3 separate regions of the Mus musculus genome follow, and regions 1 and 2 are each linked to region 3. Evidence: chromatin loops called from intact Hi-C (ENCODE). Cell type or tissue: left cerebral cortex. All regions are shown on one strand.

Region 1 (8,000 bases), 530 kb before region 3:
AATCATTCACAGATTCCAGGGCCACCGACCTTTCACCAGCGCGAACATAGTAAACAGTGGCATGTCAGATACAATAAAACTTGTAGCAGTCGCAGGGACAGGCAGTGTCACACAGGGCTTCCAACACGAGCATACTCCCTGAGACTTCTTTTAAATAAGAACAATGTATGTATTTCTAATTTTCCCTGAAATATAATCATTTACTGCACACTCTTCTCCACTATTGGGTATGATTCATTTGTTTAATATAATCACAATGTCATCTTTTTCTGGTGCTCCAAAAGTTAGCATTTTCGTGTTTGAACTCTGTCACCCTAGGTATATCAACCAAGGAGATATTGATATGAAAAAAAGTACCAGAGCCCTAGCAGGAAAACATGTTTTTCTAAGTTCTCATCTGTATAGAGAACTCAGTGCCCATCAAAGATCCCCTGAAAACTTCTATTGTGCGAAACTCTGGTGTGGGACAACTGAACCAAAGGGAAGCAGTCATGTGTTGTATCCAGTGTTTATTCATATTGACAGCTAAATAGTGGATAAGCCTCTGCAGCAGGAGCTAGAGTACCAGCTTCCTCTGCAGCGCCCTCTCCTGGGCTATCTCAAGATAATCGAAAGCATCAGAAGGAAGCAAAACTGGGGCTTGACTGGGAGAGTTTTGTGGCTGAAGACCAGAATGGGACTAGAAATAGGAATAGGGTTGCGGTTAGGGAGGGACACGAAGAGAGACAATGATATATCAGCTGGGCTCGGGTAAAGAGTGGGGAGTTAGAAAGAGTCTCAGTGTCAAACCAAATCCAGAGTGGTCGGGGCCACATCTGGTGCGAGTCAGGGATGAGATGGTCAGTGACGCAGAAGGTGCAAGCATCAAGTCAAAGGGACCTGGCAGAAAATAAGCACTCTCTTTTCCTCCTGCTGTTTCTACCTGCTCTTGTTGCCTTAGCAACTGGGATGCTTTGTCTTATGTCTTCACTGGTTCTGGTCCTCGCCATTGGTGAATAACATTGGGTACCCAGGCACCACAGGAATGAGTCCATCTTACTGTGAGGGAAACAGAGCACACAATGGCTGAACTGATGGACGAATCTGATACACAAACATGTGGATTCACAAGGATCCCAGTGATGGATGCTCAACCCAGATAAAACGTCAGTGAAGTGTAGATTCAGCTGAAGTGTAGGACATCAGCAAACTGTGTGATATCTACCTCTTATGTTCCTATCTGTATAACAACTGTAGGAGACACCAAATACTTAAGCACACATAGTGCACACTCACTCACGTGGCCCACGGTCATGCTCCATAGCACACTTTCGATCTGGACTATTGCTTTTGAATAAAGTTTCTTTGCAATTTTGCAAAATGTTTAAAATAAGATATGAATCCCATTTGCTTTGGGCATCAAGCAAATGTCAGTGTGCTTCAGAGGAATGAGGTCACAAAGCACGCTTCTAAGAAAGCAGTTGCGCTGGGGTTCATGATAAATTGCCAAGTAGAGATTATCATACAGTTGGGGATTCAGAAAGAATCCTTGTGTTAAACAGGAAGGTGAGGAGAAACACAGAGGGAAACCTTGTTTTCATTGAATGACATGAATCATGTAATGCTACATCCCTCTGCTCTAACACTACAGGGCTTAGGTGTTCTGGATCGAAGAGGGGGATGCTGTGACCTCCAAGGACCCTGGGTGGTTGGCCCAGACAGTTTTCCTCAAGAGGTCTTTGAAGCTCCCAACTTAGTCATGATCGTCCATGCACATTCTGCATTCTGCTCCCTGGTTTATCCACACATTTTAAAACAAAAGAAAAGGCAAAACAATGTCCTAGTAAAATAGGAAAACGTGGTGCCATGAGACAATGTCAAATTAAAAATGGCCACTGTCCCTTCAGCAAATCCTTTATGACTTGTTCGACAAATGCTGAAGGATGCTATGGTTCAAATACAGGTACTGCCTCTAAAGTCCATATGTTAAAGACTGGTCCCCTGCCTGGCACCTGATACCGTGAACCTCTGAAAGGTAGACCCTTCTAGGGTGTCCTTGGAGTGCTTAGACCTTAAAAGGACTGAGAGATCTGGCCCCTCTACTCTCTGCTGTCTCATTCTGACCTGATTCACTTCATGTTCTTTTCTACGGAACAGAGTGTGTGCATGTATGCGTGCAAGTGCATGTGCGTGTATGTGTGTGTGCACAAGCGTGTGCCCATGCACACACACATGTAGAGGACAGAGGACAATGCTGTCTTTCTTCTTCAATTACTCTCCACCTCATTTTATAAAACAGGGTCTCTTCACTGAACCTAAGGCTCATTGTTTTGATTAGATTGGCTGACCAGTGATTCCCAGGACCTACTTGGATCTGTGATAACAGACATGCTGAGGATATTGTGGATCAGAGTACAGGTACATATGCTTGCAGAGCTTGGCCATCACTGTTACTCACTAAGCCATCTTCCATCCCCCAGGACAACTTTGAGTTACCAATGCCATACCACGTGATTGGAAGAAAGGGTCATTTCATTCCTTCTCATCTCTCCGTCCTCCCTTTCCCTCCCCTCTACCATCCTCCCATATGTATCTTACAAGAACACAGGCTACAGGGAAGATTGTCTCTGTCTCCACTCATAACTAGAAATGAATGAGTGACCTGGTGAATGGCTTAGTGGGGTGATTTGACTTTACCAAAGCTGACCTTGCCACAAAGATGTTGCCGTGTTTTGTAACAGAATTCCTCCCTGAGGTTGGAGACCAGCTGGGTCTGCATGCTAATGGTACTGTGGGCCATGGGCCATTCCTTTCCCCTCATGCAACTATGGCTTTTGTAAATCCAATTGATTCAGTGTGGGTGAGGAAATCGGGGCCAGTTCATCAAAAAGAGAACTGGCATGCCAGGGAGGGATCAAGATCTTTAAAGTGAGCCATTCTTTTGATTTCATCTATATCTTGACATCGCAGTGAAGGCCACCTAACATATGCTCACACTAAAGTTCCCATGCTCATGGCGTATAATTGGTATAACTCATGTTTCTTTGGTGATGCTCAGGGTAGGAGCAAAATGCAGTTAGAGCTGCAGTTTCAAGATGTAGCCACAAGATGGCAGTAGGAAGCTTTAGGCGCTGGAGCCCACTCCAAGTTCCTGTGTTTTGCTGCATAATAGCAGCGACTTAGGGGCGGGGGAGGGGCTCTCTACAGCCATTTAAAGCATTATGGATGGATACTCTGAAAACTATAACTTTCCAACCCAAAGTGGAGACCCCAAGCCAGAGAAGGTGCATTGAATTAGCTTCTCATTTTAAAGGGCACCACATCGTATTCAAACTTAGAAAATTGTGTTTGTAACTAACTCCTTCCTTGGTTACTGACATTCTGACCATAGATCCTGCTATTTATTTTCTCAAATATCCTCAACAACAGAGGACAGAAAGTGCCCTTCCTGAGATGAAAACTGACAAGCAATTCACCAGAAAAAGGAAATTGTATCGTAGTTGGAGAGGGAGCTCGGGCCAGCACTACTGGACTGGGGGGTAAGAAGCTTAGCCAAGTTTGGGGGGGGGGGGGCGCAGCAGGATCTTGGTTGGTGGTGAGTGTGCGGGCAAAGAGCACACACCTGGGAACAGCTTTAGAGAACTTAATTCTGTTTAATGGCGGGGCGGGGAGGGGTATTTATGTCCCTGGGGAGGTGGCAATGGTTTCTGGAGCAAGGTTTGTGTGGCTGTGCTCCTTTGAGCAGGTCAGGGGTGTTGGAAGATGTTTCATCTACATACTCAGGGGGTGTAGGGTCTGGGGAATGGGAGACCCTTATTCGGTCAAACAAGGAGTGAAGCCTGGTCACCTTCAGGGTAATAAATTCTTACCAGGGTTGACGGTAGGGCAGCCTACTTTACGGTACCATGTTGGGAGAGGGGATGGTTGAAACTCTCCTTGACCCTTCCTCCACAGTCCTGGGCCATTATGGTCCCACATGGGAGAAGTAAAACACTCTCTAGTCCCAGATATACTCGTGTACATTCCTAGAAAACATAACGAGTGTGAGAGCTAATAAAGACGTTCATCGAAGTTACAGTAATAATAAAATGTATTAAAATTAATTCTATTCTGCATACTATGAATGAAGAACCAACAAAGTAAAGTTTTAAAACATTCACCACAATAGAACTGATTTTTAAAATATCATTAAAATACCTGCTCCAGACAACTTACTCGGCTTATTAGATTAGGTACTGATGGTTGGATTTTTTTTTTTTTTTTGAGACAGGGTTTCTCTGTATAGCTCTGGCTGTCCTGGAACTCACTCTGTAGACCAAGCTGGCCTCGAACTCAGAAATCTGCCTGCCCCTGCCTCCCAAGTGCTGGGATTAAAGGTGTTCGCTACCACTGCCCAGCTCGCTTGTTGGATTTCTTATCAAGAAAATAAAAATGAAAGTTTGACTTCACATTGGAAAACTCACCACTCATTAAAGACCATAGGTCTGGCCATGCTTCTATAGTAGGTCCAAAGCAATCAAAACGAATAGTGAGTTTTAAATGTGTGGTGTGCCATTGAGAGGTGACACAGCCCTCAGCCCTCCTGAAGCTCTGTACACCATTTCAGGGTCCTGCCTTGATGGTATGTAAATAACAAAACGCCTCAGCTGAAATGGCTCAGAACTTTTCAAGATGTATTTTATGTGTACGGGTGTGTTCCTGCATATCTGTGCACCACATGCGTGGCTGGTGCCTGTAGATGCCAGAACATGGTGTTGGATCCCCTGGAACTAGAGTTACAGACAATTATAGCTTCTATGTGGGCACTGGGAATTGAACCATGGTCCTCTGAAAGAGCAGCCAGTGATCTTAACCACTGAGACATCTCTCTATTCCATATTCAATATTTTAACCCATGTTTCATTTACTTAGATCTTCCCTCTATTCCTTAATAAAAAGAAAAGTCCACATCCAAAACTGTTAAAAGCACTGGGTCTCTGTTTTGTTTTGTTTTTAACTCCCCTGTCCTATTTCTTTCAAGCATTGGATGAGTAATTAAATGTCCTGGCTTAAAAGGCTTTTCCTAGGGGCCAGTTTTCTTACTGCTTTGTACTAAAAGGCCCTGCCTGGGTCTTTACTTGTGTCAACCTGTTCCATCCTTATGAAAGGCACACTGAAAACACACTTTCAAACAATTAAATGATCAATGAAATAAAGAATTGGTTCTTTGAGAAGATACCCAGGGGTAAGGAAGACGGCTCAGTGGGTAAAAAGGCGTTGACACTCAGCCTGAAACCTGAGTTCAGTCCCCAGAACCCACATAATGGAAAGAGAAATCCACTGCCCACAAGCTGTCCTCACCTCCACATTTACACGGTGGCCAATGTGTACAGACACGCACTACATTTTAAAATGTAAGTCTCTTTTAAAATTAAAAGAAAAGATAAACTTCGTAAACAGCCAAATTAAACCAAAAGAAATAAGGCAGGTGTTACTTGCATATAAGAAACTGTATATGCAAATTTGGAAAAATATGACGAAACAGACGTTTCTGCATACACCTCACCTTCCAAAATTGCTTCAAGTGGTGGAGGAGAGGCTGGCATGGCCTGTGATCTCCTCTCCATCAGAGACAGTGAGCAACACTAACTCCAAATAAGTTCTGAGCACGTGTGAAAAGAATATTGGTTGAAGGGTGAGCAGAGAGGCTGCAGCAGGGGAGAGAAGTGAGAGACAGAGGGGATGTCCTCTCTGGGGATTGTTTTCATCCTAGGTGAACAAGGAGAACTTCTCAAAAATCCTCAGGCCGGTGCAGGTAAGCCGAAGCCTGCCACTGTGAATCAAAGACTGGCTGGGAAGGGTGAGTGACTTGCACAACAAACGGAAAGCCAATAGCCTGTTATATAAGTCCCGAAAGGAGGAAAAGGCTAAACTGGGGGGGAAGGGCAAAACAGATGGCTGGGTGGCTCACATAGAATGCTAAAGAAATACACCAAGCATGAAAAATACCAAAAAATGTTAATTGGAAAGTAAATGCATGAATTCAAATTTTTGAAAACAGATGTATTTCCTAGTTCTGCGTCCTGGATTTAAAGGAGCTAGCAGCTATGGCTTCTAACGGTAGTGAGCCTATCCAGGTTATAGTTCCTTCCAAGCATCGTTCTCCATGTAAGGAAATTCTCTGACGTGTTCAAATTATGGCTCATAGATAATGTCAGGTGAGCCTAAGTTTCTTGTGTCAAACTGAGGAATGGCCAAAGACTTTCGGGAAATGGCCTGAGAACTCGGTATGGAAAGTAACGTAAAGAGGTGACACTATTCCTCACCCCAGACAGAGAACTGTTGTCAGACAAAAATGGCAGCAAAAGTCAATGTGATAAGGGATGGGTTTACGGGGTTACTTCAGGAGCATAGACAGCTGCATGACTCAAAGCCCAACTCAAGGTAGGTGACACTCATGGGTGACACTCATGGAAGCTGGAGCCCTGGAGCACTCCGAATGAAGTGCAGGCAGCTCCACAGGTCACAGAGTCTTCCCTTCACCTGTCCCTAAGGGACCTTGTCAATCTGCGAACTTTTGTTGGCCTCCTGAGACCTCATGAGGGTGGAATGCGTTGCCTCAGAGGAGACTGCTACACAATGAGCTGCTACAACTCCTACAAAAATTATAACCAAACAATGTGTCTGAAATCATTGTCACCAAGTAAGAAATTGTAACATCATTAATTGGCTGGATAATCTCTCTGGATCTTACAGCAGCATTCTGAGTAGTGTTGTAGCATTATCCTCACACACAAAAGGAGGGAGTGAGGCTAGAAATGAGGGAAGTCAAAAAGGCTTGAAAATGTCTGTGAGTATGTAGAAGATGAAATTTACTATAAAGACAGGAGAATACAGACAACACAGGACACTAACAGGCACGCATATTAAAGAATAGAGAGGTGACAGGAACCCAAGGTTGCCAGGAATGAGAACCTTCATTCACACACACACACACACACACACACACACACAAAGTGAGGGAATCAGAATGTATCCATTCATTCATTCATTCATTCAATCTCATATGTGCTTGAAAATGATGTAGACTTCAGAGACACAGTAATAAACAATAGCAGCTAGAATCCATCTCTTGTGGGGAGGGGTATACGGGAGGGTTTGGAGGGAGAAAAATGAAAGGGAAAATGTAGTTAAATTACGATATAAAAATAGAATATTAATGGAAAACTCATCTTCTTGAGTGATCATTCTAAGAACTAGAGACTAAAGAAATCCAAGATGAGTTTTCAGCATGCTCATTGGCTTTCTGGATGAAGATAACCAGGAAACAGGTAGAGACATGGGTCTAAACCACTGTCATGATATGGAAGTTAGAGATAGACCTTGGCACACTTCTGTGTATTAATAGCAACTAGATTGCTGAACTATGACTATGGTCAGCCATGGACAACATATTATGCCCAAAGACCAGGGTAAAGATGAAGCCCCAGGAAACAGCAACATTTAAGAGAAGTTGGGAAAGTCAGACAGGCAAGAGAAACCTGCACAAAAATAATGGGCACTCTCAGCTTGAATGTGAAATGTCTTCATGGGCTCATCACCAGGCACTTGATCTACATACAGGTAATGGTAGTGTTGGGGAAGGCTTTTAGTAAGTTGTCACGAAGACTATGTGATTGGGGTTATAGTGACCCCACTCCCTTCCTCTTTCTTTGTTTTCTATCTGTTATGAGTTAGAGACCTTCTCTCTCACAAACTTGCCATCATGGGCCCAAAAACCATGGACCAGACCCCTGTGAGCCCGTAAGTTAAATGCTTCCTCTGTCACACATTCTGATATGAGAAAGCTGATGGGAGAAAGGAGAGTTGCAAGAACAGGTCAAGATGCAGGAGGAAGTCAAGAACATCCAACGCTGCTGATGTGAATGCAGATGGATGGGAGAGTACTGAGTTCATCACAAAGACAGTCTCTATGGTTATGGCCAGCACAGTATCAAGAGAGATCTGGGGCCAGAAAGCCAGCAGAGGGGAGGAGGATCAGG
Region 2 (8,000 bases), 80 kb before region 3:
CCCTCACGGCTCCCCAGTATGCAGCCTTGACCTTAGCAGAGTGGTGGGCTGCTAGAACTTGGAAGCTTGGCCTTTAGAGCCTTGAGGTTGAGTCCCAGAGCCCATCTGCGGCTAAGATAGATTGTATTTGAAGTTTAGTTGCAGTCTGGGGGCAGGGCAGGGATGAAGAGGACGGGTTTTCTCCAGTCATTTGAAATAAGAGGTTAAAAAAATAATCCAAAGGAGCCAGTTCTTACTGTTTTGTTTTGTTTTTTTATCAGAAGAGCATCAGCATTTGGAAATGGTGGCCTTTTAAAACCTGAAAATCTGTCTTAACCCTGCAGCCAGGAGTCCTTTAGGAAACATCTCAAGGCCTAGTCTATTGCATGCCTTGATCTTTGACATATTTGCACTTGATATGTTAATATTGTTTAAAGAGCTTGTTTCTGCCAAGCCATTTCTTAACAAACCAATAAAACCGAACACATACTGAAGAAAGACTACAAAGCAAACCAGAGCCTGTGCGATGATTTCCACTTCATTTACTGTGGTATTTTATTAAATATTTATTTGCTTCTTGCTGTTTTCTTTTTCTTCTACCTATTCCCATATGTCAAGATAGGCATTAGTCAGATGTCTGCTATTGTGACAAAAGACCAGAGACAATCATCTTTACAAAGGAAAAAGTAGGGCTCATGGTTTTGGAGGTTCTAGTGCAGAGTCCCTTTGCCCTGTTGGTTTGGGCCTTTGATGGCATAGCAGCACATCATGGCTGTTCACCTCATAGTGGCAGCCAGGGATCAGAGAGAGGAGGCTGGGGTCTAAATAGCCCCATAAGGGCAGTCCCCAATGACCTAACTTCTTCCTCTTAAGCCCCATTCTCTAAGCTTTCCCTCTGTCCCACTAGCACTATGGTCTGTTTCCACATGGACTCCGGGAAACACATAAAAACCATAACAATTTCTGTGTTGATTTCACAGTGGATCCTGAGTATTATGGGGCAGTAATTACTTTTCCTCTTTGCTGTGATCAAATACCCAAAAGTAGCAACTTCAGCGAAGAAAGGTTCATCTGGCTTACAGTTCACGGGGCTGCACCCCATTGTGGTAGGGATGGTATGGTAGCAAGTCATTGCTCGGGTGGTCACGAAGCATTTAGAAGACTGGAGCCTGAGCCTAGCTGACCACCTCAGAGGTGGCCCCGTGTAGGTACCAGTTGCTGAGCACATGAGACTTGGGGGACATCTCACATTTAAACCTTTTTTAGTTGCTAGGGACCACACCCAACTCAAAGCTGTTTATAAAAAGATTGGTGTGACGTGGAGAGGTCATCGGTTCGTTGAGTCAACAGTGGGGAGATCTTTGTTTTATTGTCTTGAGACAGGGCCTTGTATGTAGTCCAGGCTGTCTGCAAGATCTTTGTGCATTGTGAGGATCTGGAGCTCATGCGATTTTACCCCACTTTCCTTACTGTGAGCTGCTTTTTCAGAAGGATTGTCCCACACAGAGGTCTCTGTAGCTTTTCGTTGTACTCAGTACTTGATTAGAAAGTACTAAGTACTTTCTATACCTGTAGTACATGCAAATTCTAGGCTTGGCTCTGATTGGACAGATCAGGGCCATGTGACCAACCTTGGACCAATCGCGGTAGCCAGTATTCCATCTGCTCATGTGCCCTATGGATATGTAAGAGCCAGGAGTGGGGAGAGGGGACAGATCAGCTGCTTTGGTCCCACAGTTGGGTGGGTCCAAGTGACAAAAAGGAGCTTCTCAAAGGAATATCAGAAGAAAAGGAAGTTTGCTGGGGAGAAACAACTGACGCCATTGGCCCTAGCATGATGTAAAGCCCTCAACGTTTCTGCATCCTATGCTTTCCGGAAGCACTTGACCCTAAAGGGAGATCTATCCGTTAGAGACCAAGAATTCTTCCATGCTATCAACACCATAGGGTATTAGTTACTATTAGTAACAGTTATTGTTTATTGAACATCTCTTTACTTCATGTGAGGGTCTGACCTGTGTATACTGCTGACCAGCCCAACTGGGTTCTTAGGCTTCAGTTTTGGAGAGCATGGAGGTCCCTGGCTTTGCTCCCAAGATTGGGGTCAATTATCACTTGTATTTGTACTTTGTTTATTTATTACTGATTAATAACCTGCAACAACTATTGGCATAAAAGAACATAGCAATTTTAGCAGAGTTGCCCTGGATTCTTCTCTGAGGCATGTCTAGGGAAGGAGCTACATCCAAGTATACATGGCCACGGGTCACATCTAATTCCTTGAGGGCTACAGACTGAGGGCCACAGTTCCTTGCTACATGTCTGTCTCCTGTGACAGCTCACAAAGTGACAGTCTCTTGTTTTCAAAACACCAAGGAGAAGAGACTTAGCAATTACATGAATTACATTTCTTGCCATGTGTATACACAATCACATATATCTTGTCATGGTTCCTATTCTCTAGAAGTAAGTCTTGGGAATGCCCCACACTAAGGAGAAGGCAAGGGAACCAGAGATGGGTCACGGCTTCCCCTAGCATCTGTAAGAGACTGTGATGAGTGCACAGAATAGAGGTGAAGGGCTGATAAAGATGAGGCCACTGCAACTACAGAGATTAGGTAGGTATAGCTCTGTGACTAAAAGAATGACAGGCTGTAGGTGTGGCTCTGGCTATGGTGGGAGGTGTTCCTGGGGCACAGTGGCCCTAAGTCTTGAAGGCAGGAAAGAACTTAGTGTGGCTGGGCATGGAAAGAATGAGAGTGGAAAAGGAACAGAGATCCACACCACAGCACTGAGAGGGAGGCACTGCAGGCTCCTATATGGAAAAATGCTGTGGTCAGACATCCAGGTGTTCATTACTTTTTTTTTTTTTCTGTTTACCTGTCTCCCCTCTGCCCCTTTTCTCCTCCCTGTTTTCCTTCTCTCCTTCTCCCTCTGCCTCCCTCACTCACTCACTTGCTTCCTCATTCTTCCCTCCCTCCCCCCAGTTCCTCCCTCTCTCCCTTCTTCCTGATAGGGAACTTCTATAATGACTTCTATATAGTCAAATATGACTTCAAATTCTAGCTCCTTCTGCTCCAGCCTCTGTATAGTATAGATTATATTTGGATTATATTGTAATCTACGCCCAGATCAGATTTAGGATTGTTGTGACTCACAGCCAAAGGTCTGGGGACAGGAAGGCCACTTAAGAATCTGCAAAGGCTGGGGACACGGGATGGCTGTGGGTTTGGCTTACACTTGGCGGAAGGGGATGAAGATCTTTCTTGTGTGGACATCTAGAGGTGTTGGTTGGTTGGTTGGTGTAGGTGGAAAAGAAAAGGGGAACACAAAGTTGACATCTAGATATTTAGCTCTAACCAGTGGGTGGTGGTAGCTAGTGATACTATTTCCTGAGATGGGGACTATGTGGAAAAGCCTACATCCCAGATTGCCCCTATTAGTCCAGCTATGTCATCTGACACCAAGAAGATGTTCCAAGTAGATTGCTGGCTTAGAGCAGGGTCTCAGCTGGGACACAAGATTTGGGCATATTTACAGTGCTTTGCGCAACCCGTCCGGGGAGGCTTCTCAGCTACTAGGCAAGAGCTTTTCAAAACACATTTCTGATTATGTAAACACTCTTGCTCCAGACTCAGCCAAGTTCAAATGCTTTTCCACAGCACTTAGAAGCACTAGACCCTCCTGTTCATGAGCAGACCAATTGTTTTCCTCGGCCTGCTTATTGTTCTTAAGCATCAGCATTTAGTTCACAGAAAGGAAGCCAAGGTTTGGCGATTAAGTGACTCTCTGAATTCATCCAGGAAGCACGGCATCTAAATCAAGACTAGGTTAACTTAGCCTCATGCCATAGAAGCTGCTGGCCTTTTATACACAATCTGAAGAATAGCTCACTGGAAAGGCGACCAGGGCCCACGCAAGAGAACTTTAGCTTTACACAGTAAATAATTTTACCTTTCTGTCCAGAAAAGTTTGTTTTGTTTAGCTTTGAGCACTTGCTGTGTGCTGAGTGCTGTCTCCAGTCTGCATGCTTCCAGTCAGTGCAAACTCCTGTCCACTTTAAAGGGGAGGAAGTGTAAAGGTTGAGATCTTTGGCTGCCTAAGAGCAGTTTGGGATGTGGGACTCAAACACAGGTTGCCTGCTTGAAAAACTCACCCCCGGAACCAGTATGAGTTCCTCTACCTGCCTTTGAGGTCTTTTGGGGTAGGTATGTGTTCCCAGGCATGTGAAGTTCCCAGGCAGCAGAGTGTCCATGACCTTTGTTGTTACGTAGAATGGCTCCAGGGGTCACTGGTTTCATATTGTAAATGTTTAGTTTCCCATGGAGTAGTGCCCATAATAGCAGTGTGTCAAAAACCATCTCTTTGTGGCTTCCATTGAAACCATGGGTGCTGTAGCTTCCACCTGGAGATGGAGAGAGAGAGAGAGAGAGAGAGAGAGAGAGAGAGAGAGAGAGAAAGTGCCATCCTCCCCCACTCACCCGAAGTTTGTTTTTAAGCCAGTAGAGGGAGCCAACATCACAGCCAACTGAAGCCAGCCACCAGATTACAGACCAGCTGTGAAAGCAGAGCGACTGAGTGACTGGCCCTGCTTTGACTGTGGCAGGCACAGTGTGAGCTTTGGCACTGTCTACTCCCCGAGAAGCCAGGTGGAAAGCATCTTCTCCACCATCCCTGATGTCATCAGCAAGCCTGAGACCCAGGGAGGACAACAGTTGACCCAGGGCCATGCTGCAAGTCTCCAGTCTATAGCACTGACTTTGTGTCATGTTTCCTGGCTCCTGAGTTCAGGAGCTAAGACACTGCAGTACTATCTGGTCTGAACCAAGCTTCTTTTCATAGTTGGTCCTTGGTTTCTGTGGGTTCTGTGTCCTTGGATTCAACCAAGCATGGATGAAGAGTATCTGAAAGAAAAGTGTGTCTGTGCTGGACATTCACAGGCTTTTTATTGTTATTTCCTAGTTGATACAACAAGCCTTTACATAGCACTCACAGTTATTAGGTCTTAAAATCACTATTCTAAGTAATGAGGTATGTGTAGGTTTTATACTAATATGGCTTCTTCTATAAGAGTGTGGTGTGACTTTATCTGGAGAAACATGAGAAAATGTCTACTCTCAGATATGACATAACTGTTACTTCTAGGGGTTTGGATTGGGTTCGTTTTCTCTGCCAATTAAAGAATTAAAAGGCAAAAAAAAAAAAAAAAAAAAAAAAAAAAAAAAAAAAAAAAAACTTGAGAACAACGGGAAGCAGCAAAGGAAATCTGAGACTCAGCTGGTGAAGAAAGAATTTTATTAAAGGTAAGGAAATTTGAGCTCGAGAGCGCACACACACACACACACACACACACACACACACACACAGCAGACCAGTCTGATAAGTTCAAGGTCTGGTTAAACAAAGTTGTGGGTCTGTCAGCATCCCTTTGTTTAAACTGACCAACTCTAAATTAAGGAAAGGAGAATACCCCATCCCCATTCCAGCTAACCAAAGACCCTTAAAGCCCCCAGCCCCTCAGGCTTCAGGAGAGGGGCACGGGCGTGCGCGTGCGTGCGTGTATGCCTGTGAGTGTGTGTGTGTGTGTGTGTGTGTGTGTGTGTGTGTGTGTTGGGGGATTACTGGCCAGAAAGGAAGCCCTCTAGGTCTTTGTCTCAAGCTGCTAGGTCCTTTTCACAGGTCAGGATGGTAAGGAAGAAGCCAGAAGTTTGCTATCTTTATTATTTATCTGTGGCCCCCCTATTGTCTGTCTAACTTGTAGTCTAATGGCAGACCAAGAATCATGATTAAAATAGCCATGCTTGGTGAATCTGTGCATTTACTGGGGCCACTTAAAGGAGCAAGGATGAGGGATTGTGTGCAGGAGCCTGGGCAGCTCAAAGGCAACTTCATCATTTAAAAGCGCATCTCAGTGTGGGTGGCGAGAGTCACATCAGCTGCATCCCTGGAGCTCACTGCCCAAACAGTCATCTCTGTGAAAGAGTCTGTCTCCCCTCCAGTGTTCCAGCTTGTACAGCCTTGGAAAGGGGCCTTGTGTGATCAGTAACTTTATGAGGTTCCTTTAGCTTCTTTCTCTAAGATGGGACAAGTGAGCTACACTTCCCATCAAATCTCTTCCCCGCAGAAGTATTGGTGACAATCAAAGGACAGACACAGGCAGATCTGGTCCTCTAAGGCTTTGAAAGGGCTGCACCCAAAGTGAAAGCTACTCTTATTTTTTGACTATACAATTTGCTTATTAATCAGAAGAAACATACTAATTAAATGTTTTTATATGTATTTTTCTGTGTGTTTTATATGTATTGTTTTTAAAGATTTGTTACATGGGCTTTCTTGTAAAAACTGAAGTTCTTTGTTTAATCCAGAGGATAATTTTATTAGAGTTTAAAGACAAACAGCAAGGTGGGCGAGCTATAAATCTCAGCAGCTTCCTGGGGGAGGAGAACAGAGAGAAGAGGACAGGAAAACCTCAGTTAAACCAGAATAGAGGTGGACCACATGGTGGATCATCAGCTACTTGGTAGGGAGGGGGCTTTAGAAAAAGGTACCACAGCACCAGGGAAAGCACACTTCGTTAGCATCTGAAAGAAAAAGACAAGAAAAGTGAAAGGAGTAATTTCATCTTTGCAGGTCCTGGAGCTCTTCAAGCAATAAGTATCATGTTTCTTTTTAAAATCAAGACCCCTTAATCTGCCACTAAACGGGAAATCCAGAGATGAGTGCTTCTTGGGTTGATTCGGGCCACACAAGGAACTCATTAAGGATCTCAGTCCCTTAGGTTTCTGCCCCTTCATTCCCAGTGTCCCTAGGTTTGTTTCCTCTTGGACACAAGAGGGCTGCTACAGTTCCAGGAATCACAATGTCCCATAATCACATTCAAAAGCAGACAGAAAGAGCAGGGGGCACAGTGTGTGTGTGTGTGTGTGTGTGTGTGTGTGTTATGCTGTATAAGATAGGAAGGAAAGACAGAGACACCCCCCTACTACTTTCCTCTTAAATCTCATTATATGCAACTATAGACTTCATTCACCTCTAAACTGCAGGCAGGGGGAGGCTTTATCTTAGGCTAGTCAGGAAACACACCCCGAGGGATGCTATTCTGTGCCAAGAGAAAGGCAAGGTTCTCTTAGCAGGGAAGTCTGGCGGGGTGGGGGTTGGGGGGAAGCAGATCTGTTTTGATTAAACCCTATACTTTCTGCCCCAGAGCTCCTTTCTTGGGTGTTCTTCTGTTTATTCACAAAGGGAGGATCTTTTAGTGCTACAATTGAAGACCCTCCAAGAGTCCTAAGGGTTAAATATCAGGTAGGTCCCTTCTTCAGGGCCTTAAAATGTCTAAGTCTGGTCTCTGGCTAAGATCAGGTTTTGGATTAAGAGGCTACTCAGGCTCTGGCTCTCTGTAGCAGACCCTGCCCCACCCCCATCACAGCTGCTGTTAAAGGAAACACAATCATCCTATGGGGACTAACTTTAACTCTGATCCTCACTTCCTGCAAAGCTTCTCAGGTAACCAGACCCCAGGAGAGGAAGAGCCCAGTGCGGGTGACCTTGCAGCTGAAAGGTCTTTCTCCCACACTCAGAGAAACCCGAGTACATGACGGTGCTATGAGCTACTCATTTAATACATGCGTGGGCCCTTCCCTACATTCTGAACCAGTAAGGAGAGACCCCTGATTTGTTCATGGGCCTGAACTTTTCCCATCATACTGCCTGAGTGGGACTGGGACTAATAACTCTCTTAGTAAATCTTTTTCTCAGAAAGACAAACTGACTTCATGTTCCTCTCTAGAACCAAGACCCAGCATCCTCTTCCTCCATCTTTAAAATGCTCCACTCCAGTCTCTGATCTCACTTCCCTTTTCCCGCAGTCAGACTTCCTCCCCTCTTATAGGGGTGTGTGTGGTTCTACTCATGTTCTACTTCAATAACCCAGGTACTCCTCAACCTTCTTAAGTTTATCACCGCCGCAGCAAAGTCCCTCTTGCCATTCACAGGTCCCAGGGATTAGCACACATATCACTGGG
Region 3 (8,000 bases):
AAGACACCCACAGGTTACTGTGTCTTTTCCTCCATACAGGGAGGGCTTCAATGAATAAAAGTCCCTTCAGCTACTGCTTTAGTTCAAGCTGCGCACTTGGTGTATCTGAGCGTGTTACAAGACCATAAGCATGAACAACAGGATCGTTACTTCTACAGCCACACACTCGCCACCGCTATAGGCACAAGCGGCCCTAGAAACAGGTGCTGTCACGGATCACCATTGATGTCTCCTGTCTGGTCGCTTGCAATCATATTACTTCTCACTAGCGTCTAGGCTTAATTCTGGGCCCAAGGAACACTCTCTATTCCAGGGGAGGCTTCCTCTACCCTCTCTGCCCCAGAGGAGAAGAGACTGCTCACCGCCAGCAGGGAGCCATTGCTGGGATCAAAGAGAAGCACCGATGCCTGATGGGAGGGGACCGCTGTGTTGCTGTGGCCCTCATAGAAGGTGACTAACTTGGTGGTGAGCGCATCCTCAGCAGCACTGTAGGCAGGCATGACTCCCAGGAAGCTGAGAGAGAGAGAGAGAGAGAGAGAGAGAGAGAGAGAGAGAGAGAGAGAGAGAGCGCAATTTCAACTCCTTCCAGTCAATGCTGAGTGTTCAATGAAGTCCCGTTCATCTTCCCTCCTCCATTAATGCTGTGCTGGCACGCCATTCCGTTTGCGCTCATTCCTCTGCCCTTCTGCCCTTCCCTGAGGCTGGACTCACGGTCTGGCTCTGGACCAGAAAGCCATCACACAGCTCAGCCACTTCTTGGCTCTGTAAGCTTCCGCAAATCGCTCTACCTCTCAGTTTTCAACTAGCAGAGCAACAGCCCTGGTACCTCCCTTTCCAAGGACAGGGAGTTGAATTACAGCAGGTGGCACCTGAAAAGCGCTTTCTTGGTAGAAGCCCGGTGGGTTAGTGCCCCTTAAGTAGCAGCTGTTATTAGCAGAGATCAACAAGCCCTCTCCTCCCTTCTCCTATCGCTTTCCTCAGCGTCCCTTCGCGCCTTTCTTTCCCCTTTCTCCCATCCCCTTCTGGTCCCTTACACTCACCCTCGGTGCTTGGCTACAGGCACCACGGTGCGCACTGGCTGCATGACCCCTCCGTCGGGACCTTTGGAGAAGTTGGCCAGTGCGGCCTCCAGGGGTGGGATGAGAAGGCTGGAGCTGCGAAGGTGATCCTGCACCTCCTCTGCGCTCAGGAACGCTGGCGCCCGCTTCATCTCGCCGCCTGCCTTCGAACCCGGGCTGAAACACACTCCACGTTCCAGGAGCTGAGCCCTAAATGAGCGGACTGCCTGAGTAGCAGTGTTGGGCGGGCCTCCTGGGGCGGAGCATCGCCGCCCCTGCCGCCCCTCGGGCCGCGCCCCTGCCGCCCACCCCAACTCCTTGGATTCCAGGGCTTTCTCCCTAAGATTGGAATCAAGGCGGCAGGCTGGGAGTGATGATTCTTGAGTCAGCTGTTCCCATTCCTGTAATTAGCCAACTGACATTCCTGGGCACGCTGTGTGTGTGTGTGTTTGTGTGTGTGTGTGTGTGTGTGTGTGTGTGTGTGTGTGTGTGTGTGTAGAGGACTTTCTGGTTCCACCTTGCTCTTCCACACCAGATCCCCTGGGGGTAGTATTGTGAGAAAGGCAGATGAGAAGGGGCTTGGAGGGTTTTGTTATAGTTTTAATTTTGTCTATTTCTGGAGTTTCTTCTATTCCCAATCTCCTTCCCACACCACCCCTAGTCCTTAACTGTTGCGTTAAACGTAAAGTTGACCCAGGTTAAACAAAACAACCTTCACCTTGAAGTCTCAGACAAGGGTAATGGCTTCCATCATGTAAAGAGCCAAAATGCAGTCTGTGTATTTGTTTTCCCCAAGGAGTTCATATTGTATTTAAAAGCAGGACTCTAGGCAGTGATGCCTAATGTTCTACTATTGATGGAGTAGTGACGCCTAACCTTGACCAGTAATTGGAGAAAGTGCTTCCGGGAACTCAAAGAAAATAGACTATTCTGCCCCAGAGTGGTAAGGTGTCAGGAAGGAGCAAAGAAAACTAGGGCTGCAAATACTCATAGCAGGAACAGCCTATCTCGTTTGACTACATCAACAGTCACCGAGGTATGCAGATGCTCTTGTTAGCTCCAGGGTTTGTCCAAGGTCATCCTGGGAGTCCGCAGCAGTTAGGTTTCATTTGGGGCATGTGTGTGTGTGTGTGTGTGTGTGTGTGTGTGTGTGTGTGTGTGTATGTGTGTGTCATGTGTGCACATTTCCAAGGAAGCCAGAAGAGGGCATCAGATCTCCTGGAACTGGAGGTTACAGGTGTAAGCCACCCTACATGGATACTATGAAGTGAACTAGGGTCCTCTAGAAGAGCTCCAACAGCAGAGTCATCTCGGCTGCCCGTTTTGTTTTGTTTTGTTTTGTTTTGTTTTGTTTTGTTGAGACAGGGTCTCACCTAGGCCACCCCCGGCTTCAAAATTCCTATGTAGTCAAGGCTTGGCCTTGACTTCCCAAATGCTAGGACAACAGGTGTACACCACCAGAGCCAGCTTTAATTTTTATTACTATTAAAACAATACAACTATTATTAAGTGTAGTAATGACTTTCGAGAAAGACTACTATTAATAAACTCAGTAGTAATGTAGGGGAAGCTGCTGCGTCTCTTCCCCGCCTTCCCTGAAGCAGTATCTCTGCCTGGGGAAATTTTCTGCTGCCCCCTACAGATCTAGAAAGAAGTGGGTCATGTCACTTGCTGCTCCCTAGACTGATACCAACACACTAAAGGTGAGAGTGCAGCAAAACAGTCCAGTCCCCAGGCTGCAGCAATATCGAGTCAGCAAGGCTTACTGGACACACAGAGTAGGTAAGCCAATGCTCAAGAGAAATATTAAAACAGCAAAAATTAAAAGATAAAAAATAAAAAGATAAAAATTAACCAAAGGAGAACAACAGTGAACAATATCAAAAATTAAATAGAAGTTAGAATAGCGGAGCTTCTCTTTTGCTGTGGATGGACGGACTCTAAGACAGCTTCTAAGCACATACGTACACAAAAAGATTGGAAATGTACGAAAGTTTTTATCTGGACCTCTGAGTTCTGCTATCGCTTCAACCGTCTTGCTGGCTTTACTACGAGAATCTCTGTTTCTAAAGGAGTGAGCCAAACTCAGTAGAGTGGAAAAGGCTCCAGAGTGCACAGGGGCTACACTCAGGCGGCTCCTTCCAGCGCGCGCCTGGTTCCCATCGCGCACCCGGATCGGATCTGCGCCGCCAGGCGGTTGGCTAGAGCGTTGAGAGGAGCGGTGCCCGGGCGACGAGCGTCCCCTCGTGGCTGTGATGGTGGCCGTGGCTGTTGTGTAGTCCGAGAGGTGTGTGTCAGGGATGGACCTGCTCTGCAGCTGCCCTTAGACGCCCCAGGAGTCCGATGTGGGTCCTCCACATCCACCCACAGGGACTTAGGAACGAATTTCATTGTGTATGTGTGTTGCCAGCCTAAAAGAGAGGACTGGCTGTCTAAAGCAGTGGTTCTCAACCTTCCTAATGCTGCGACCCTTTAATACAGTTCCTCATGTTGTGACGACCCCCAACCATAAAATTGTTGCTACTTCACAACTATAGTTTTGCTACTGTTATGAATCATAATGTAAACATACGTGTTTCCCAGTGGTCTTAGGTGACCTCTGGGAAAGGGTCTTTGAGAACTGCTAGTCTAAAGAGTTAACATCTGGACATCTGGGCTGTGCATGCTGTGGATACAAGGCACATCAGTCTCAAAGACGGTTGAGGTGGGACACTTCTAAGGGCGGAAGTATACCGCCCTGGGTTTTGAAATTGAGCTTGGGGCTGACAGGGATTTGTTGCAGGAGTTGACTTCCGTAGCAAGAGGCAGTGTGCGGAGCATATGTAAGTGACCCATGCATTGTGGAGGCTGAGGCAGGAGCTTGAGGGCAAACAGGCTACAAGACCCTGCCTCAGAAAGCAAACAGAAGAAAAGGGCCCTTAGGCTTTCCTGGGGGTAGTTTTATGATAGACATTGTGTGCCTGTGTTACCCTCTTAACTTCCCAACTTATGGCTTGGCTAGTTTGATTATGACCCCTTCTCTTCTCTTCCCTCCCCTCCCTGCCCCTTTATTATTTTTAAGACCTGGCTGACCTTGGGCTCATTATATAGTCCAAGTTACCCTCAAATGCATGGCAGTCCTCTGTCCCCAGCCTCCGTAGTTCTGGGATTAACAGCATGTGCCATCCCATCTAGCACGACTCTATTTTGATATGGACACTGTTTACAGTTGAGGGGCTAGAAGGAGGAATTCGGGGACCCAGGATCAACTCTGGTCTTAACCTGACTTGAGGCAAATCACTTGACTTCTGTGTCTCCTCTTCAATGAGAAAGTAATTCTTTATTAATCTCACAGGCTTAAAACATTACAGTTCCACACAACATAAGATTAACCATATTTTTGAGTGTCCCTTACCACACTCAATGTCTGTACTAGTTCCAGAACATTTCATCACTCCCCAAATAAACCCTGCACTTATTAAGCAGTCGCTCTCCACTGCCTACTCCCTACAGCCCCTGGCAACTGCTGCTCTTTTTGTGTGCCTGGATTAGTGAAGTCTGGACAATTCATATGAGTGGAATCATATACGCTTTGCTTAGCATACTGCTTTCAAGGTCCCTGCCTGTTGTAGCAGGTACCCTACCTACATCATTCCTTATATGGGCAAACGAGACTCCGTGGTGGGGAATTGCCTTGTCCCATATTGTTAATCAGTTGAATGGACCTTGGGGTTACGATGACTTTGCGAACATTTTTTATATGTTTTATTTTACATTTGTTTATTTAATGTGTGTGCACGTGTGTGGAGGTCAGAGGCAGCATGTGGGAGTCACTCCTCTCCCACCACCACGTGAGTCCAGCAATCAGACTCAGCTCATCCACCTTAAGGAAGCATCCTTACCTGCTAAACCATCTCACTGGCCCTATACTTTGGGGTGGGGGAGGGGAGACAGGGATGGACATATTTCTATTTTCTAGAAGTGAAACTGAAGGATTATACAGACATTGGACATTTGGCTTTGTGAGAAGTAAGCTGCCAGTCTACTTCCCAATACGCTCTGCCCCATGTGCCACCAGTGGGCAAAGGTTCCAGTTTTCTCCTCTCTCGGCACATGCTATTTTCTATTTTGTCCTTGATATAGAATGTTAGTGTATAGCACGGGAAGTTGAAGCCCAGTGAACATTTAGTTCTCATTTGTTCTGGGTGCTAAAGTGGGGAACTTTTAATGAGGCCTTTGGCTATCTGTTTCTTTGTGGAAATGTCTGTTTAGGACTCGTTTTTATTTGTTTACTAGGACTGTATTTAGCCCCTTATTTATTTGGTGTGTCTTTTGTTGCATTGTAAGGGCTGCTCTCTATGTTCAGGATCTGATTTGGCAACGCTTCCTTCCTTCAACTCTCATGCATAGTTAAGAGATGACTCATGACTTCTGTTTATTCTGAGTCTGTTGTTTAGGCCACCACTCCCCCAACCCCGGCTCCTGTCGCTGACCATTTTGCCACTGAACGGCACACAACACGAGGTTCAAACCCAGTTTCGCACCTCTGCACTGAGATAGTTAGTTGAGCACAGTTGGTGACAGTCGTGTTCTTCCCCCGGTGAGTGAGCTAGTGTGATGTCTGTCAACCCTGGTGCATGGAGCGTTTCCAGACTCTGCCTGTGCTTTTCTCAGTTTTGATCTATGCTGATGCTGATTGACAAACAGAAAGTGTTGATATCAGGAATCGTGGGCCTGCCAACTTGATTCCTTCCCCACAGTTTCTCCATCCAGCATTCCTAGGACCATCCTGTTCAAGGCCGCTGGGTTTTGAGCTGAAGACCAACTTTGGGGCGCTTCTGCTGGGAAGGTGGTTGGTCTTTCGGTCTGTGAATACAGGGTTCTCTTTTGTTTCTTATGGTCAAAACCATTGGCCCATAATTGTTCAATGTGATTGATAGTCCTGAAAAAAAAAATAACATGCTGGTGATTTTGATGCTATATAGGATTTTATCACAATGACTAAAATGTGATGTCCTTAGTGTCCTCTGCATAGTAGCAGCTGACCCCAATAGGGGAAACCCTGTAAGGTAAGGACTAGCATTGCCTGACTTAGAGATGATAAGTAGCTGTGGGTTAACTAGTTTGCTCTGAATTATATGCATGCAGCATGTTGAAGAATTGAGATCTGAGCTCATATCCCAGGCTCATAGTTTTTATGTCATACTATCGATGACTATGATGAAAGGGGTGTGTTGTGAACAGGCTTAAAGTACAGAACACGGTGTGAGCAGACATCAAACAGGTGTCTAACCCTGTAGTTTGTGAGACACGTAGACGCTTCCCAAGTACTAACACTCTCCATTTATATTTCATATCTTTGTTGTGAAAACGGACCTGTAGTCTGCTCACTCTTACGTCTCTATTCTCTAAGGTTTTAATAAATTGATATGAAGGTATAAAGGAGCAGTCAGGTACCTAATTCAGAATATTTATTTTTTTTAGTTACCTTTCCATTTATAAAGTAGAGGTGTGGAAAAATGAAGCAATAATCTTTTTTATTGATGACACTTAATATTTTGGCAGGTGACCTTAAGTGTGTTACATCTTCATTTCTTAAGCATCAACCTTCCATCCTTCCTGGTAAGATGGATTCACTACAGATGAAGCAGTTTTCAGTCCTCCTGTGGAAAAACTTCCTTCTAAAGGTGAGTGGTGATGTCTGTGGGAGCTCGATGGGAAGTCTGTGTAGCCAGAGGAAGAACTAACAGCTCACTAACTACATGGATTATAGTTGATTTTCTCTCTTTTGTTCCAAGGCTGGGGTAGCCCTGCTTAGTCTGAAGAACAGCCTGAGAGTCAACAGAATCGGTGTAGGAGAGTGAAACATAGGCAGTATAAGGAAGACAGTCGGGGAGGAGGGCATTCTCATTGTAGAACAAAGGAGAATAATATAGGTCTCTGTTGTGTTAATTAACCCATGGCTCCACACAGGAGCACGCACATGCATGTGCTCATGTGTTCACTAACGTGCCCCCCCCCGCCCCCGTGTTTTGTTGCAGAGCCGGAATGTGGTTGGCTTAGTGGTGGAGATCATCTTGATATTTCTGTTGTTTGTATGGACTTTGACTGTACGCAGAATTTCAAAGAAGACATCTATAAGTGATGTGATTTTCAATCCTATTCTCTTGACATTGCCTAAATTCCTTAATGAAAACTTTGACTATGAATTGGCTTATGTGCCTTCTGAGAGTAATGCAGCAAGAAATATTACTGAGATGGTGAAAAAGGATTTAAATTTCAACTTTAAAGGTTAGAAATGAAAATACTTGAAATATTTCTCTGGAAATGGTTTAGTATGATTTAGTAACCTTCGTAATTCATGCACTCGTCTCCCAAATAGAACACAATGGATTTTGCTCAAATGTCTGCATGACATAATCACAATTGAAATCTAATATTTAAAATGATGACTGAATTAATTTCCAGTCATATAAAACTATCCTTTTTATGATTGTTATGAATAAACTTTTATTTGTGTGTGTGCATGCATATGCATGCATGTGTGTACACTCATGTGCATGTGTACCTGTGTATGTGCATGTGTGTGTATTTGTGACATATGTGGGGGCCAGAGGACATTTTGCAGATGTTGATTCTTTCCTTTCAACAATGCTGTCACCAGGCAAGTGACAGAACCTGATTTCATGTCAAGTATTAGGATAAAACAGGAACTTTTTCTTGGTGCACAGATTTTATTCACAACATATCCAAGTACAGCAGCCACCTGTAGATAGAAGTGTCATCTAATTAGGAGCTTGTGAGTCCACTTGGGAGAGCCACCATGAGGGAACAATGCCCAGGTGGCAGACTTGCCTTCAGAACCAGAAGTTTCCCACACCCGCATGGACTTTGTTATAGCCTCCTGTGAGAATGGTCTTGCTATCAGAACTGTGCACTGGGGATTTGGGTCAAAGAGTGCCC

What was found. Peaks named below come from ENCODE experiments on the same cell type or tissue, not always from the same donor. Only the 100,000 strongest peaks of a DNase experiment are listed, where the experiment ranks them.
Region 1: a loop joins it to region 3, with 2.0 times the contacts of the local background. A loop is called at or near these places in 3 of 42 quality-filtered maps.
Region 2: it touches region 3 in a loop (10-fold over the local background); 20 of 42 quality-filtered maps call a loop at or near these places.

The regions. Positions count from the first base shown.
Region 1 is chr7:119,670,555-119,678,554 of GRCm38, forward strand. No RefSeq gene overlaps it. Among named protein-coding and RNA genes, the nearest start is that of Acsm4, 15 kb to the right of the region's middle. In left cerebral cortex, CTCF peaks have their summits at 593 (motif pointing left), 3,078 (motif pointing right) and 3,280; DNase peaks (open chromatin) are centred at 558, 3,076 and 5,913.
Region 2 is chr7:120,120,432-120,128,431 of GRCm38, forward strand. Tmem159 (transmembrane protein 159) reads left to right here. Exons shown (of 5, transcript NM_145586.1): 5 at 1-555. It also overlaps a transcript of Zp2 not described here. Among named protein-coding and RNA genes, the nearest start is that of Zp2, 21 kb to the right of the region's middle. In left cerebral cortex, a CTCF peak has its summit at 4,505 (motif pointing right); a DNase peak (open chromatin) is centred at 4,516.
Region 3 is chr7:120,200,715-120,208,714 of GRCm38, forward strand. Crym (crystallin, mu) reads right to left here and starts at 1,275. Exons shown (of 8, transcript NM_016669.2): 1 at 1,041-1,275; 2 at 363-513. The coding sequence starts at 1,210. It overlaps Abca14 (ATP-binding cassette, sub-family A (ABC1), member 14), which reads left to right and starts at 3,250. Exons shown (of 31, transcript NM_026458.4): 1 at 3,250-3,345; 2 at 6,603-6,724; 3 at 7,079-7,328. The coding sequence starts at 6,665. In left cerebral cortex, a CTCF peak has its summit at 3,275 (motif pointing left); DNase peaks (open chromatin) are centred at 835, 1,325, 3,268 and 5,552; H3K4me3 peaks cover 1,242 bases; H3K27ac peaks cover 643 bases.